Regions from separate parts of the Mus musculus genome. Here region 1 is linked to region 2. Evidence: chromatin loops called from intact Hi-C (ENCODE). Cell type or tissue: left cerebral cortex. All regions are shown on one strand.

What was found. A loop is a pair of places that touch in the nucleus more often than their neighbours do. Peaks named below come from ENCODE experiments on the same cell type or tissue, not always from the same donor. Only the 100,000 strongest peaks of a DNase experiment are listed, where the experiment ranks them.
Region 1: it touches region 2 in a loop (2.9-fold over the local background); 1 of 42 quality-filtered maps calls a loop at or near these places.

Annotation. Positions count from the first base shown.
Region 1 is chr17:3,557,177-3,565,176 of GRCm38, forward strand. Tfb1m (transcription factor B1, mitochondrial) reads right to left here and starts at 579. Exons shown (of 7, transcript NM_146074.3): 1 at 405-579. The coding sequence starts at 537. It overlaps 1700102H20Rik (RIKEN cDNA 1700102H20 gene), which reads left to right and starts at 648. Exons shown (of 2, transcript NR_045303.1): 1 at 648-728; 2 at 2,367-2,687. It overlaps Gm34155 (a long non-coding RNA gene), which reads left to right and starts at 5,363. Exons shown (of 5, transcript XR_876342.2): 1 at 5,363-5,394. In left cerebral cortex, CTCF peaks have their summits at 3,574 and 5,449 (motif pointing left); DNase peaks (open chromatin) are centred at 374, 647, 1,423 and 3,549; H3K4me3 peaks cover 1,613 bases; H3K27ac peaks cover 1,010 bases.
Region 2 is chr17:4,981,267-4,989,266 of GRCm38, forward strand. No RefSeq gene overlaps it. Among named protein-coding and RNA genes, the nearest start is that of Arid1b, 9.8 kb to the right of the region's middle. In left cerebral cortex, no CTCF peak of the experiment used is centred here; no DNase peak of the experiment used is centred here.

The DNA.
Region 1 (8,000 bases), 1.4 Mb before region 2:
GCACAAGGTAGCTGTAGGCGCCGTTTGGTTAGTATGACTTTACAGAGCGAATCTCCAGTCCCTAGAGGGATCCCTAGACTTAAGTGAACGTTTATCCTATTTACTCTCTTGGTTTCGTTTTTGAAAGAGTCCATCTGTTTCTAACTGGCGGCAATCCTCCTGCCTCTGCTCCTCGAGTGCTGAGCTTACAGACGCGCTTTACTGAGCCGGGCTAACGAGAGGCAGGTTGGCGCATCATAAAGCGCGCGGGAAACATCTCCCGCCCGCAAAGCGGTCGACCAGTCGTCGCCCTAGCCCGCGAGGACCGGAGGAGCAGCGCTTGACTGACAGCCGCCCGCCCCAACCCGCTCCATCACCCGGCCGCGCCCACCACGGAGACCCGGGCGAACTGACGACTCAGCCACCTGTCAGCCTCAAGTCCAGGAGGAAATTCTGGGAAAGCTGTTTCACCGCTCGCAGTCCGAACAACTTAATGATCTCCCGAATGGTGGGCAACGGGGGAAGGCGGAAAGTGCCGAGCTTCCCCGAGGCAGCCATGAGAGACCCACATACACAGCCACGCGCAGCGGCTGGAAAGGTGCACGGCGCGCAGGGGGTGGGACCTTGGAGAAGACTGCCCGCCTCTGAGGCCACCTGGTTGGATGGAGAAACCTGCCGGAAATGACGAAACTGACAGGAAGTCTGTATGTACTGGGAGCTCAGGACGCGTCAGGCCGAAAGCGGTGCAGGTTGGGAGAGGAGAGGGGGCGGAGGCTAGGAGGCGTGGTCTTTGTAACCTCTGGGAGGCTCCGCAGGCCTTTGACATTCCAAAGGCTTGACTTTTGATTTGTAGCAGGAAAGATGGTGATTGGTTGCTTGCTGTTTGTAGACTGGTTACCGCCCCACCCCCGTAGGCTAGATACTTTTTATTTCTTCGCGTCCATTACTTCTTTCAGAACTTAGTTCCATAGAGAACTATAGGCTTATTTAAGGTAAGCCTGCTGAAAACCGAGTTTAAGACTTAGACTTTAGAGCAAATGGCTGAATGCCAGCCCGTTAACAGCACCCCAGCTTTAACCAATAGCAAGAGACCAACTGACTCAAGTAAAGCAAAAAGCTAACCGTAACCAACTAAACTGTGTCTCTAGATAATTTCTCTTTTCTTGTCATTGAACAATGTCCATTTTCTGGCCGGAGTTGTTTGAAAGAATTCCAAGGGCTGCCTAATTTTAGAATGGTGAATGAAAGCCATTCTGGGTCTTTAAATATGCTGTAATTTTGTCTCTTGAGCTAAGCACTTTAAACTTCGAGAAGTGTTTTTGATACCACTTGTTACTATTTCATATTCCCTTTTAAATCTCTCAGGTGTAGTCTTGCGAAACAGGACACATATTGCTAACTTCCGATTAAAACAGGATCAAGAAAGCCCTGCGAGGCCACGAATTTCGTAAAGCTGGAAGTTCACAGATTCCAGCTGTAGTCTAGTGCATGCGCGGTGGCTGCTGTTTTTAAGCAATGCCAGCAAGGTCAGCATCAGGACCACTCTTTTAGCCTTTGAAGCTTTTTCTAAAAGCTCATTCATGCTGCAAGCATTGTGGTCTCTCCACTGCTCTCAGAGTGAACCATAAAGGGGTTGCTCTTTTAAAAAGCTCAACTAAAAGAAATGTGTGCCAGGTCTCACAACTGAGTGGTTTGGAATTATTCGCTCACTAATTGTTACCATACAGATTCGGGTAGATTTTATTATTACGTAGTGGTGAAAGTGAGACTTGGGGCGGTTCAGCCACTTTCCCACACTTCAGAGTGGAAACGGAAGGCTTACTCATCAGGCAGGGAATCCAATGGAGAAAGGCTATTTGAGGGTTAAAATCCAAGTACCAAGAGAAGACAAATAGGTTCTGTCTTCCTGTGATGTCTGAGAACACAAGAAAGAAATGAAAACTTTTAAAATATTTTTCATAAGTGGGAAGATTTTTACTTTTTTCCGTCTGATTTCACTTGGTTATAAGTGAATTACACATCGTTTATGGTTCTGGTAGTTTAAAAAAAAAAAAAAAAAAAAAGCTAATGTAAAACCAGACCACTCTGGGCCGTGTGGAGAAGTAAAAAGTCCACATATCCACTTTAGTGGTTGCTAGATCAGCAGAAACCATGGGCTGACTGATGTATCTCTTTTAGAAAGTGAGAATGTGGTGGCAATTCCCCAAAGTGTCATAAAAAAACTTTGATTTGATATTTGATTCAGAGATAATATTCTCCATAAAACACTATACCTAGAAGGTGTCTATTCAGGCAATTGGGCTTTGTTTGGATGGTTGGTAGGTTTTGTTTTGTTTGTTTTTTTACCTTTGTGTTCCTTTGGAAATGTTATTATTCCTATACTGCAGGGAAGAAATACCAGCAAGTACAGTCATTCAACCTACCCAGGGTCACCAGCAATGCATCTAGAGAAGATACCCCGAGTTCTTCACGTTTCAAGTTCCAAGTTCAGTAGCCAAGCTTCTCAAATACTGTATCAACTGAAATTATTTTAAGTTAATTAACATGTTCATTTTGTGTTATTTAAATGTATAGAAATATGAAATTAGGTGTAGACTTAGATCTACAGTTTTCATATGACTACTAAAATCACACAATAAAAATATGCAAACCCACCAAACCAACACACATGGCTTTATTATTTTATAATAAAGATGCCATAAAAATCACTACTCTTTCTGTTGTCTGGATTCATTTCTAGTTCAACTCATTCGTGTTGTAGTGTATCACATATAGTAGAATTCTCTGGTTTCAAACAAATCTGCTAAAAATCTATCACAAGGGAGAACATATCGAGTGTGTCTGTTTCTGCTTTTTTATTAGCTTGGGAAACAACTGAAGTCAAATCATTTGGCACTAAGATTGCCAAAACTGCACACACTGTATGTCAATCTCAAGAAAGATGTTCAGGTGACCCAGGATGTAGTCACATGAACTTTTAAAAGCAGTGATATCAACCAAAGTATTCCAGTGATGATAAGCAGCATGTTAGATTTCTAAGAAGTCATACCTGGGTCTAACTAGGACTTCATCGTGCCATCTTTACTGATCTTTGTCTGTTATATTGTGTCCCATTTACAAAGCTATGTCCCGGGCCATTTCATTTAGTTCTCATTTAAATTCTTTATTGAAGTTTCACAAAGGCATCCAGTCACTTTCCCTTGCTGGTAAGTGCTAGAGCTGAGTCAAAAATTCACATCTTTTGATTCTACTGTGTTTTTTTATTAACCTTGTATTAAATAATTATTGAATGAAATAAAAAAATCCATCTTAGGAAAGTCTTCCAAGGTTTTAATAATTCTTGAGATCTAGTTTTTATCATCATAAATATCTGATCTTAAGCCTTTGAATTTCAGAAAATTATGCATAACTCCCTGCAAAAGCCTGTGAAATCAGCAGGGGGTGTTTTAGTCGTATATTATCCCTTAAAAGAGAGCTGTGCAGTTTCATCAGTTTTGAAGCTTTGAAGTATCTGCTTCATCTAGATACAGATTTTAATATGCTAAAATATTATAATTAAAACAGAAATTGCTGGCCCCACCTATCTGTGAAGATGGAGTACTACAAGAGATTCATACTGAAGTATGCTGTGGATTTCTGATTTGCATGAATCCCAGCATAGCAATACAGGAAACTTTATTTTAGGTTTTTATTTTAATGAAATTGCGTATGTGACTTTATTGATATAAGTAATTTAGTGTCTGTCTATGGGAAAAATGCTAATTCCAAACGATTGTCATTTGGTAGTTCCCTGGAAGAGATATGAAAGCCACAAAGACCAATATCTTCCTGTCATGTGGGGATTTTTCAGAGAAAATTAAATGTGGTTTGGAATTGCCAAATTGAACTTTATAAAATGTCTGTTTTGCTATGTGGAGTGCCCTTTTCTGGTAGTATTTTATAATTCTATAACGTGACTCAATGCTCTGGAGAAACATTAAGGACTGTACTTACCACACATTTAATTTTTTTTAAATGGCAGTTTGATGCCCATTGTTCACAAAGGAAGCTCATGCCCTACCTTGAGGGAAGAAGAAAAAAATTTAATAATTCTGAGCAGGCTGCAGTTAAGAAGCAGAGCAACCCACAGCGAGTAGCACAGACTCTGCCTGAGGGGACAGTGCTCCAGTATACTGCTTTGGAAAACTATGGTATTTATCACTATTCTGGGCAGTATTTGGAAGCTTGCGTATTGCCCTCAAATATCTGTGAATTATTGTCAAGTATCCTAACAAAGTGATGAAGGCAGGCAGCCTTTTCACTAAGGATGGCTTAGAGAACATGAATAGTTGTTTTTTTCCTTACACAAAGCAAATCTTACATGGATGAACAATAAGCCAGCAACCAATAAAGGCATTGTCAAGATGCCTTTATTGTCCTTTAAACCACAATATTTCATTGACAAAAATCCTCAGCACAAACAAAATTACTCAAAACTACAAATACATTTGCAATGAAGATTTACCAATTATTATAAACGTGACGTGGAGACCATTGTTGCATGACTAGGAATCTGGGTTCAGTTAGTAAATGTTCTTCTCTGGGCATCCTTATTTTCCTCTCTGAGAGGGGTCTGTGAGCAGGCACAACTGTTCCTTTTTTTCTGCCCCAACTCCCTTGTTCTTGCTCATCCCACAACATCCAGAGCAAGATGTTTATAGGAGATGTTGGATTAACTCAGTACCTGCTGAGAAACAACTAATTTCCTTTTCTTCCAACTAGTGAGGGGTACATACAGATGGAAAAAGGATGGGGACATTTGTTTGACTTAATTTTTTATTAACTACTTTTAGTGTATGTGTGAGTGTGTATGTGTGTGCATACATGTGTGCTTGTGTACATATCATGGTGCACATGTGGACATCAAAACTAGAGAACAACTTACTTGTAGGAGTCAATTCTGTGGGAACTGAGTCTGTCAGACTTGGTGGCAAGTGCCTTAACCCGCTGAGCCACCTCGCCAGTCTGGCTTGCTCAACTTTTTTGAGAAAGGGGCACAGAGCTCTTTCTCATTTCCACTTTGGTCCACTTGAGGTTAGATTTTTCAGACTGCTGGTGGACTGTTCCCATTACTCTGCCCTGCTACAATTTCTTTTCCCCAAACATCCATAGATTACCACTTTCTTCACTTGTCTCTACAGTTCAAGCCCTCGTCCCCAATGAATTTCGGTTGCTTGGGTAAAAAACATAGACGACACGTTCTGATTATTTTCTATTGTGAGAGTTACCCGTCAGCTAGCTGGGGGAAGTGGTCTCATTTTGCTTTGTCTGCCAATAGAAACCATGAGCAGACAAGATGAAGCTTTCAAATGCTTGTCTCTGCCAACTGTGCCTCTCTCCCCGTCCTCACCCCATCTCCCAGCGGTTTTGTCAGCGGTAGGTAGATGGGCGCGTCTGTAAGTGCTGCCCTCTAGTGTTGTAGTTCTTCAGCCTTTGGGTGTTGTGCCTCTTGGTGCCATAAGAGTTAAAGTCCTTCTGTGGACCTGGGCTCCCTCATCCCTTTCTTGCTATTGACGTTGTAGCTTCCAGACAAGCTTAAGTATTGGGATTCTCTCAGCCATTGGCCACAGCCAGTAAGTATCGCAACTCTATGAAGTTGGGAATCCTCAGCCCATAATTTTAGCCAGTGTCACAGCTGTTGCAGGGTCTCAGTGCTGGTTCTAGAGATTTAACAGCTCTTTGGAGCTTCTCTGATGACCACATCCCAGTTTATCCTTTCTGACTCCTTCCAGCCTTTTGTCTTCCAGTCTCTCTTGTCATCTCTCTCCTTCCTCTTTTCTTTTTCTGCCTGCCCTGGCTACTCCTGAACAACTGTCCATCTGTTTCTTCTATAGCTGTCATAATGCTGGCCCACCTTACTGCCTTCACAGCCCAGCCCACTGACTGCTCAACTGTCCTTCCAACTGTTGTTCTACTGCCTCTGCTTGTCAGCAGCTCAGTCTGTGGGACTAAGAGAGGCAAGACAAGGTGACTGAGAAGGCTGTCATTGGTCCTGACCCTGCAATCTAATCCAATGAGAGGTAGCAAACTAATGTCTCCCAGACATCTCTCTTAGTGAGCCCAGTAGCATGATTAGAAATCCCAAGAAAGGGCGTTTGGATGAGCTATAGCCATTTTTCACTGATCCAACTACAGTCTTGCAGTTTAACGCTAACTTTTCAACATGATCAGAATGCCCTCATTTACAAATGGGATTGAAACAGAGAGAAGCTGAGTGCCCTGGTTCACCTGACTGTTGACAGAGGGGTTTGAGCTTGACTGTGTCCACTTCACCTTCACTCTAGGCTGACTCGCCAGGACTCTTGGAAGCTGCCTGTTCTCCAAAGGGCTGTAACAACTGCACATCTTTTCCCCATCTATGTGCAGGCTTTTCTTGCTGTCTTAGTCATATGATTTCTCAGTCTATGCTGGTTTTAATAGGAACAGCCCCCATAGACTCAATATGCTTGAGTGCTTGGCCCATAGGAAGTGTCACTAATAGGAAGTGTGGCCTGGTTGGAGTAGATGTGACCTTGCTGGAGGAAGTATGTCACTATGGGAGTGGGCTTGGAGGTCTTATATGCTCAAGCTATGCCCAGTGTGATTCACAGTCTCCTTCTGCTGCCTGTGGATCAAGATATAGAACTTTCAGCTCCTTCTCCAGTACTGTGTCTGTCTGCCTGGATGCTGCCATGCATCCTGCCATGATGTGTCATAGTGTCTCTTCATAGCAACAAAGCCATAACTAAGACATGGTCCAAGATTCTTTTGGAATGATTTCTTCTCTCCATGAAACTTTGTCTCCCCATAAACTTTCCCACACAGTAAGCCATCCTCCAATTGAAAAACCCATCTGTCCCCTCAACCCCTGTATCCCATATTATTATCAACTCCCGAAGTCTGGTTAGGATAGCAGAGCTTGCACCTGACTCGAATTTGCACTGCTGGTGTCATCACTCATGTTTCTGCAACAGCTTCTGTCTTCTTGCTCTACAACCTTGTTATATCCAACAGCAAAACAACCCTAAAAGCATAAGCTAAGTCACCCACCTACAGGGGGCCTCCCATTGCATTTAAAGGAAGAGCCTAGTACATTGCCAAGGCCTAAACCCCCTTCTCTCACCTTATCAGATCCATCTCTCTGATAAACTGAGACTCTCATGTTGTTTTCTCACATTATCAAACATACCAAGCTCTCCTCTCTCTTCTTGCATCAGGCTGTATTGTCTGCTTGGAACCATCACCTTCTATTCTTCAGCTGACTAGTTTGTTTCCACCCCCCTCTCTCTCACACAGACAGACAGACACATACACACATACACACACCACATCATACACACAGGGGGGACAGATACACAAACATAAACACACGGGGGGAAAAGAGAGATGCATACAGAAATACACACACAGACACATACAGACAGGCACACACAGAGACAGATATATAGACATACAGACAGGCACACACACAGACAGACATATAGACATACAGACAGGCACACACGCAGACAGACATATAGACATACACACAAACACACACACAGACATGTACACCCGAAAACACACAGACATGCATACAGTTACACACACAGACACACATATAGACATACATACAAACACACACACAGACATATGCACACACACAAACATACACAGGCAGATACACACACACACACATACACACTAAAATCTAGGATCTGTACATGAGAGAAAACATTCAGTCTTTGTCTTTCTGAGTCTGGCTTATTTCACTTTATATAATAATTTTGAGCTCTATCGATTTTCCTGCAGATGTCTCATGACTTCATCATGACTTCTTTATGGCCAAATAAAACCGTCTGTGTGTGTTTACCTCGTTTGCTTTATTCACTTTTCTGCTGCTGGACACAGAGGTTGATTTCATTTCTTAGCTATTGTGAACAGTTCAGCAATAAACATGGATATGTAAGAACTTCTTTGGTAGGATTTAGAGCCCTTTGGGTATATTCCCAGAAGTTGTGTCC
Region 2 (8,000 bases):
GGAACCCACGGCTGAGAGCTCACAGACTTTAGAGGTTAAGTTACTACCTTTATTTTGCTAAATGAGCAAAGTATCCAACTGTCTTATAGATGTGTTTGTCTATACCCACAGATGAATGTGGCTCTCCGTCCTCACCAGGGAAGCTCCTGTGTGTTAGTTAGCTGGTCGTTAGTTCAGAGACTCACAACTCAGCAAAGTACAGCTCAACCATAGATGGACCGTCACGTCACTCTCACACCTCCTCCAGGAAAGGTTCAGGAAAGAAGGTCAGAGGGAGTGGAAGGAATGTGAGCCCAGAGGTTAGGGAGGATGGGAGCCTTCTGGACAGCTCAAGGCTGGCTGCATCAGGAACTAGCTACAGTTCCAGGTACAAGTCAGACTGGGCAACATTCTAGTATTAGTAGGGGAGGGCCACCGAATCCCCACTTCTAGCTAAGAAGCCCTGGATAGCTGCTTCTTTTGCTCCTATGGTCAAGTTGGTTTTCTTTAGGGATGTAGTCTCTGGTGGGTTGATAATGTTCCAGTGAATGGTCCTATACTCATGTGTGCATGGTTTATCACTAATGGGTTATTTTTTTTTAAGGAAATTAGGTTGGGAAGGGAACAAGAGGGGCTGGAAAGGGGGAGTCAGAATGGATATAACGGGAAGTAGCATGTGCATGAAATGCTTGAAGAATGAGCAAATTGATATAAAACGTATTATCTGGTCCTTAGCTGAGCTTCAAGCAAGAAATCAAAGCAAATAAATGCCAAGGAAGGCAAAGGAAAGGACAGGTGGGCCTGAGAAATGAAACAAAACAAAACACACCGGCTGGAACAGGGCCTGCTTCTAGGAGCAGCAGGGAGAAAAGTTGTTGCAGGAGAGAGGGAAAGTACTCAAGGAACTTCAGCTACAAGGAGAAAGAGTCACTAGTGGCCCAACTGGTCCTTTTACCTCTTCTGGCGGATGGGGAAACGGAAGGCCCTGCTAGCAGGTACCATTTAGGTCAGAGGCTGTTGTAGGTCCTTTACAGTCTCGTCCCCAACTCATACCCCAGTCCCTCCACATACATTTGACAGACATGGGCTAATCTGAACAGACACCCTATTACCGATTTTAATAAGCAGGAGTTAGGTTATAGTTACAGAATGTTGCCATTTAGAAATCCATATAGATTTCCAAGAGAGTGAAGCAGATAAAAAGGCAAGGAAAAAGATGATAGAAAGTAGGGTTTTTTCTCTCTCTCTCTCTCTCTCTCTCTTCTTTTCCTTTTTTCTTTCTAGAATTTCAAAAGGAGGTCATTGGGAATCACAGATGAAAAAGTTTTTGGCAGCCACAGAAGGTTAGAAGTCAGCGTGTGGAGGGATTTGGAGATAAAATATGAACAAGTAGAACAGTTAGCCAAGGAATTTGTCCACAGAAGGTCAGGGAAAAAAATAGTAATTGAGAAGGCTAAAGAGTCTCCCTTTTTCTGAGTTCACCTTGGGCAGAAAATTTCTGACTTCCACGAATTATCTCAGGTTAGTAAAAGGGTCTAATTACTTTTACAATAAGTATATCAAAGGATACATTGTAATTTGCAACACTGTGTTTCTTCAGGAGTTAGTATTCTCTAGAAAGTGTCCCCACCGCTCGCTCCCTGTTTTTGCAACCTTCCCTCTTTCCCTGGATCCTGTCTCTCTCTCCCAACTCTCTCGCTTCCCTTCTGTTCCCTGGGTTACCATTTGGGTAAGATAAACTTTTATCTCTATTTCAGCCATCAGTCCTTGCAATTCCTGTAACTGCCCTCAAAGGAACCATAACCACGCCCCCTACACTCTCCACCCTGTCTCTTTTGCCTTAGTGCTGGTATTGCTCTGTGGAGGAGTTATGACATATCACACACTGTCCTATGTAGCCATGGAATCTAAGAATTCACCTGGGCCCCCATGTTGTCTCTGTGCAGATCAACAAACACACAGTGCGGAGCAACAACCATATTAAGAAATAGGCTGCCGGGCGTGGTGCCGCATGCCTTTAATCCTAGCACTTGGGAGGCAGAGGCAGGCAGATTTCTGAGTTCGAGGCCAGCCTGGTCTACAAAGTGAGTTCCAGCCAGGGCTATACAGAGAAACCCTGTCTCGAAAAACCAAAAAAAAAAAAAAAAAAAAAAAAAAAAAAAAAAAAAAAAAAAAAGCTGATGCCAGGAATTAAAAGCGTGGGTACACGCCTTTAATCCCAGCATTAGGGAGACAGAGGCAGGCAGATCTGAGTTCGAGGCCAGCCTGGTCAGGACAGCCAGGGCTGTACAGAGAAACACTGTTTTTTTTTTTTTTTTTTTTCGAGACAGGGTTTCTCTGTATAGCCCTGGCTGGAACTCACTTTGTAGACCAGGCTGGCCTCGAACTCAGAGATCCACCTGGCTCTGTCTCCCAAGTGCTGGGATTGAAGGCGTGTGCCACCACCGCCCAGCAGAAACGCTGTCTTGAAATAAACAACAGTATTTTTATTACCCCTTATTACCCTCCCCTTCCTTTCTTCTGTGTGTTGTGTGTTCTCAAGTGTGAGCTGTGTGTACTTGAATGTGCAGGCATACAGAGGCTAGAGCAGAATACAAGGACTCTCTTCCTCTATTACCCTCTGCCTTGCTGCCTTCTTGCTTTGAGATGGGGTTTCTCATCATTGCACCTATGATGGCCAGCCAGGGAGTCCTGGGGAACTGTCAGTCTCTGTCTCCAAGTGCCAGGGTCATAGGCACATGCAGTAACGCTTTACTCTCTACATGGCTGCTGGGGATTTGAACTTGGGTCCTCATGCTTTCACCGCAGTCACTTTAACCCACTGAGCCCTTTGTCTACCATTCCTACCTTCTGCCCACACATATCTAGGAATGCTGGGAAAGAGAATATTTATGTATTTATATCAGGAATTGAACCCACAGCATCAGGCTTGCTGGGTACACATTCTACCCTTGAGCTACCACCTCAGCCCCAGGACATAGATTCATAGTGAGTTACATAGCTGAGAGAAGCATCTGGTGATCCTTGTTGAAAGAGCAGTTTTATCTTAACCAGGGATTAAGTCTCTTGGAGAGAAGAATAAACTCATATATCTTTAGTGGGGAATTTTTAATCATGTTGCAAGAAAGGATGTTTGGGGTTGTTTGTAGTATATCTGTTTTTCTGAAATCTTACAACAGGAAGGACATTTGGAAATTAATTCTCTATTTAATTCCAAGCTATATGTTACATGATTTACAGAGCCTCTCATTTATCATATGAATTAAATAGCATTGAGCCATCTTTTCTACCTCTTTTTTTATCCTTCCTTCCTTTCTTTGTCTATTTGAAACAGAGGTCTCATGTAGCCCAGGCTAGCCTTGAACTTCTTGTTTGTTTTGTTTGGTTGTTTGTTTTTCTTTTTTTTTGTGGGGGAGGGGGTTCGAGACAGGGTTTCTCTGTGTAGCCCTGGCAGTCCTGGAACTCACTCTGTAGACCAGGCTGGCCTTGAACTCAGAGATCCACCTGCCTCTGCCTCCCGAGTGCTGGGATTAAAGGCGTGTGCCACCACGCCTGGCTGGCTGAGGATGACCTTGAATGTGAGTATCTACTTCCTGCTGAAATCGTGGGAATGCACCACCATCTGGGTTTACTCAGTGCTGAGGATCAAACCCAAGGTTTCCTGTATGCTAGGCACACCCCAGGCTAATCGTTCCTGTTTTATATACATCCAGGTACTCAGACTCTGCAACGACCAATGAAGCTGTCCAAGCCTACACACTGAACACAAGGAGCTGGGCTAGGAATCTCAGTCCTTCCTGCAGATCATGGAGAACCTGATGGTTAACACGCTCTATGTGGGTGGGAAGAGGTTTCGCTGCTTGCCCCCTGGCCTGCTTTAAAAATATTATTTTCCATAAATCAGTTTTAAATGCCACTTTTAAAAAAAATCATTATTATTTTTCAGGGAATTCCACAGAACATGTATGTCATTCTAAAAACATCCCTGAGATGAAACCCAGTGGCCTGGTTTATTTTCTCTTTCAGTCTATGAAGGGTATACAAAACAAACAGCATATGGCAAGAAGTTAATGAGATTAAAAAAAAAGTTCACCTAAAATAGTCTGAGGGATTTTCTACATGTGGTGTTGGTCTGGTTTCAAAAAACCACAGGAGGTTCTACTGAGCTCCAGAGAGGGGTTAATATTTTGCATTGTTTCCCTTGGGGTCAGCCTCATGGAATCGGCTGCAATCCCCAGGCTGTTTATAAACAAGTATCATGCTAGACACATGTAGGTAGGACTTTATGTGAGGTACCTGAGTGCCAAGAATCTGAGGCCACAGCTGGGTGGTGGTGGTGTATGCCTTTAATTCCAGCCTTCAGGAGGCAGAGGCAGAGGCAGAGGCAGAGGCAGAGGCAGAGGCAGAGGCAGAGGCAGAGGCAGAGGCAGAGGCAGAGGCAGAGGCAGAGGCAGAGGCAGAGGCAGAGGCAGAGGCAGAGGCAGAGGCAGAGGCAGAGGCAGAGGCAGAGGCAGAGGCAGAGGCAGAAACAGATCTCTGTGAGTTTGAGGTCAGTCTGAGTTCCAGATGTTGTGTCCGGCCAGTAGATCACAGGTTTGGGTTCTAGCCTGGAAAGGCATTTTGGAAACCTGGAAGAGAAGAAGGGCTGGGCTGCGCGAGATAAGGAAGGAACCAAGACAAAGGTCTCTGCTCAAGGTTCAATTTTTACTATTTTGGCACTCCGTTATGAAGGAAGGGGGAGGGGCCCGATTCCCGCCAAATAATCTTGGGGTCTAGTAGCAGGGTGACCACGAGTACGGCTCCGAACAGCAAAGCGGCAGGTTCCAGCAGTGGGTGTGGCAGCACGATTGAGCTGGCAAGCTCCATCCAGGTGTAAACAGTGGAACCATTAAGACTTGGGGAGGGGAGGCTACACAGGACAATCAGGGATGCATGGAGACAGAAACCCTGTTTCAACAAACAAACAAACACACAAACAACAGTTGGTGGCCACAATGACAATGGTCCTTTGTTAACCAGTTAGTTTCTGAGAGCAACAGCCCCTGAATACAGTTCAGCATTCACATTATGATAATAGGTAGTGCTGGCTTCTTAGGAAAATTCTTTTGTATTTCCTAAGTAAATAAAAACATAAGAATTCTGCCTTTATTTTATTTTTTCCCCTTTTGAGTAAGTTTGTGTTAATGTACATATGTGCACGCAAGCTTCTCTGAGTGTGTGTGCAGATGCTCATGCTCTCGAGTACATGTTAGCACATGTGTTTGTGTACACTAGAGGTCAGTTTTGGATGCTGTACTTCAGTAGCTGCCATCTCGCTTTTGGTCTAGAACTCACTGACTAGCTTAAGGTAGAAAGTGAGTTCCAGGGCCTCTTCCTGTCTCCATCTCTCCCCTGAGGCACTGAGTAAGAGATTCACCTGTCAAATGACACATTGAGTTAATTTAACTTGATGGGCCATCTGTGCTTTGTGTTTGGATCTTGAATGTGCCCCAAAGTCTTAGACCCCAATGTGGTACTACTGAGCGGCACTAGAAACTTTGAAAGATAGAGCGTAATGAGGTCTCCAGGTCTCTGGGGCCATGGCCTGGAGGGGATACTGGAACTCAAGCCTCGTCTTTTCCTTAACCTTTTCCTTTTTTTCTCTAGCCAGGAGGTGAGCAGCTTGGTTGATCAAACCCCCACCACCACGATGCACTGCCTTGCTCCAGCCCCAAATCAACCAAGCCATCTGATGACAGGCAGACCCCCCCCCCCCCCATACGGCTGTGAGCCCAGCCCTTTATTAGTTCACCACCTCAGTTATTTTGTTTTACAGATGCAAAGCTGACCGCACAAACTCAGTCCCACAAATTTTGACAAAAAGAGGAGGCTCCTAGACAACAGAAGTTCTCCTCTCTCTGTGTGGATGTGAGCTGCCACATCAGCACCCTAGACTTCAAATTATCAGTGAGGTTTAGTCTGTGTGAGCAGAGTCAGTTAGCAGAACACTGGCAGGTGGGTAGAGGGCAGTGGGTAGGAGTGATGGATGGAGTGAGGGTGGGCTCCATAGTAGTCTCCAAAATTCTAAAGTTGTTGATTTGGCTAGGAAGAGAGAGCAGGAAAAAGCCAGAACTGAGACACCTCATCTTTCTACCCGATTACTTCCTTATTTATTCTGTCTCTAAAATCATCAATGCTGATTTCTCACTATCTTGCTTAAAGGCCACTAAGCATGGGAAGTCCTCTGTGAAGAAGAGACAAAGACGCACCTCTGTCTGGCGGCCTCTGTCCCATGCCAGGACGCTAGAGTTGTAATCAGGGTGAACCATAGTCCCCACTCACCTCCTTGGTCTCAATTAGTGAACAGCCTTCTAGCTAAAGGGCTGATCTTGGGGTCTGTTCACTTATTTCTACTCCCATGGTCTTCCCTGGCTCATCTAACCATCTTTCATTTCTTACTTGAACTCTGCCCCACTTTGGAGAGCCATTTACAAAGAAGTCTAAATTCTAAATCTGGTGTTTCCCACCAAAGTAGGTCCTACATTTAATTCTAGAGCCAGAGTTAAATGTTTATCATGGCTTTTGTTTTTAGCTTAGTGACCACACCAGGCCCCAGTGTAAATGGAGCCCCGTGAATTCATTTAAGAAGAACAGACCTTGGGGTCTATTACATGTAGAAAGCACATGTGCATCATATTGACTTTTGGAGATGCTGTATCCAGGTTTTAGTCAAGCAAACATCAAAATAAAATTATTGTTGTTATTAAGGCAGAGTGTCACTATGCAGTTCTGGCTGGCCTAGAACCCTCTATGGCCAGAATGGCCTTAAACTCATATAGATCCACCTGGCCCTACCTCCTGAATGCTGGGATTAAAGTGTGGGGGTCCACACTTGACACAATCAACTAATTATGTCCTGCTGTTTGTTTTTAATTCCTGTGATAGGTCATCCTGCCAAAAACCAGCTTGGGGAGAAAAAAACATAGGTTCATTTCCATTTCCAGTTGTAGTTCATCATGGAGGCAAGACAAGGTGGGGACTAAAGACAGGAATCTGGGGGTAGGAGACGAAGTAGAGGGTTTTCAGTTGGATTTCCCTCTTCCAGAATAACTTTGGTTTGTGTCAGGGTGACCAAAACCTAATGAACACACCATAATGCCTGGCAAGATGAACTAACATCTATGAGCCTCTTTGATTATTTCTCACCATCAGAAGATGCTGGGACCTTCAGCTGATCTTGGCAGGCATGGGCAGGACTTGGTAGCCTGAGAAGCCTGAGCCTGGTCTCCTGGGACCTGATCTCGAATCTAGCTCTGGCTCTACAGGTGCTGCAGTGTTCACAGCAGTTCTTGCTTTCCTGCTTTCATCCTGTCTGTGGTCAGTGCCCCATCCCCAACCTTGCTCACAGACTCCAGGTACTTCTCCCTGCTGTTAAGATAAAAACCCTGAGGCAATTAGGCCTGATGGACCAAATGTGCCAGCCACACCTGGAAGCAACCGGTCCCTTTGATTTCACCTTGTTTTAAAATGGTCAGCCCAGGCCTTCAGGGAAACAGTCTCACAGCCCAGATGCCACTAGTGACCATAATTAATGCCCTCCCAGTGCCTTGAACCTTTCTTCCTCCAGCTGTCATCGCGTGGCAATTACGTTTGTTTGCGTGATCATCTGGCTAATGTCGAGCAGGTACAGTCAGTAATTTCTCTTTATTGCTTTCACCAGTGGCCTCCGGGCTGCCTCAGCTTAGAGACCAGGTACCCCTTGGGTTGAGATGGAATGGGTTTGGCTGGACAGTCCTCATGGTTTATACTCAGGGAGAGGCATCTTTCAGCACTCATATCCCTTTGGACAGATGGTCACCTACCCTGTAAAGACCAGCAGCTTAAAACTCATCTAGGGATTGGAGAGATGTCTCAGTGCTTTAGAGCCCTGGATGCTCTTCCAGAGGACCTGGTTTGATTCCCAGCACCGGTGTGGAGGCTCATAACCATGGATAACTCCAGTTCCTGGGGGAGGGGAGTGCCAATACCATTTTCTGAACTCC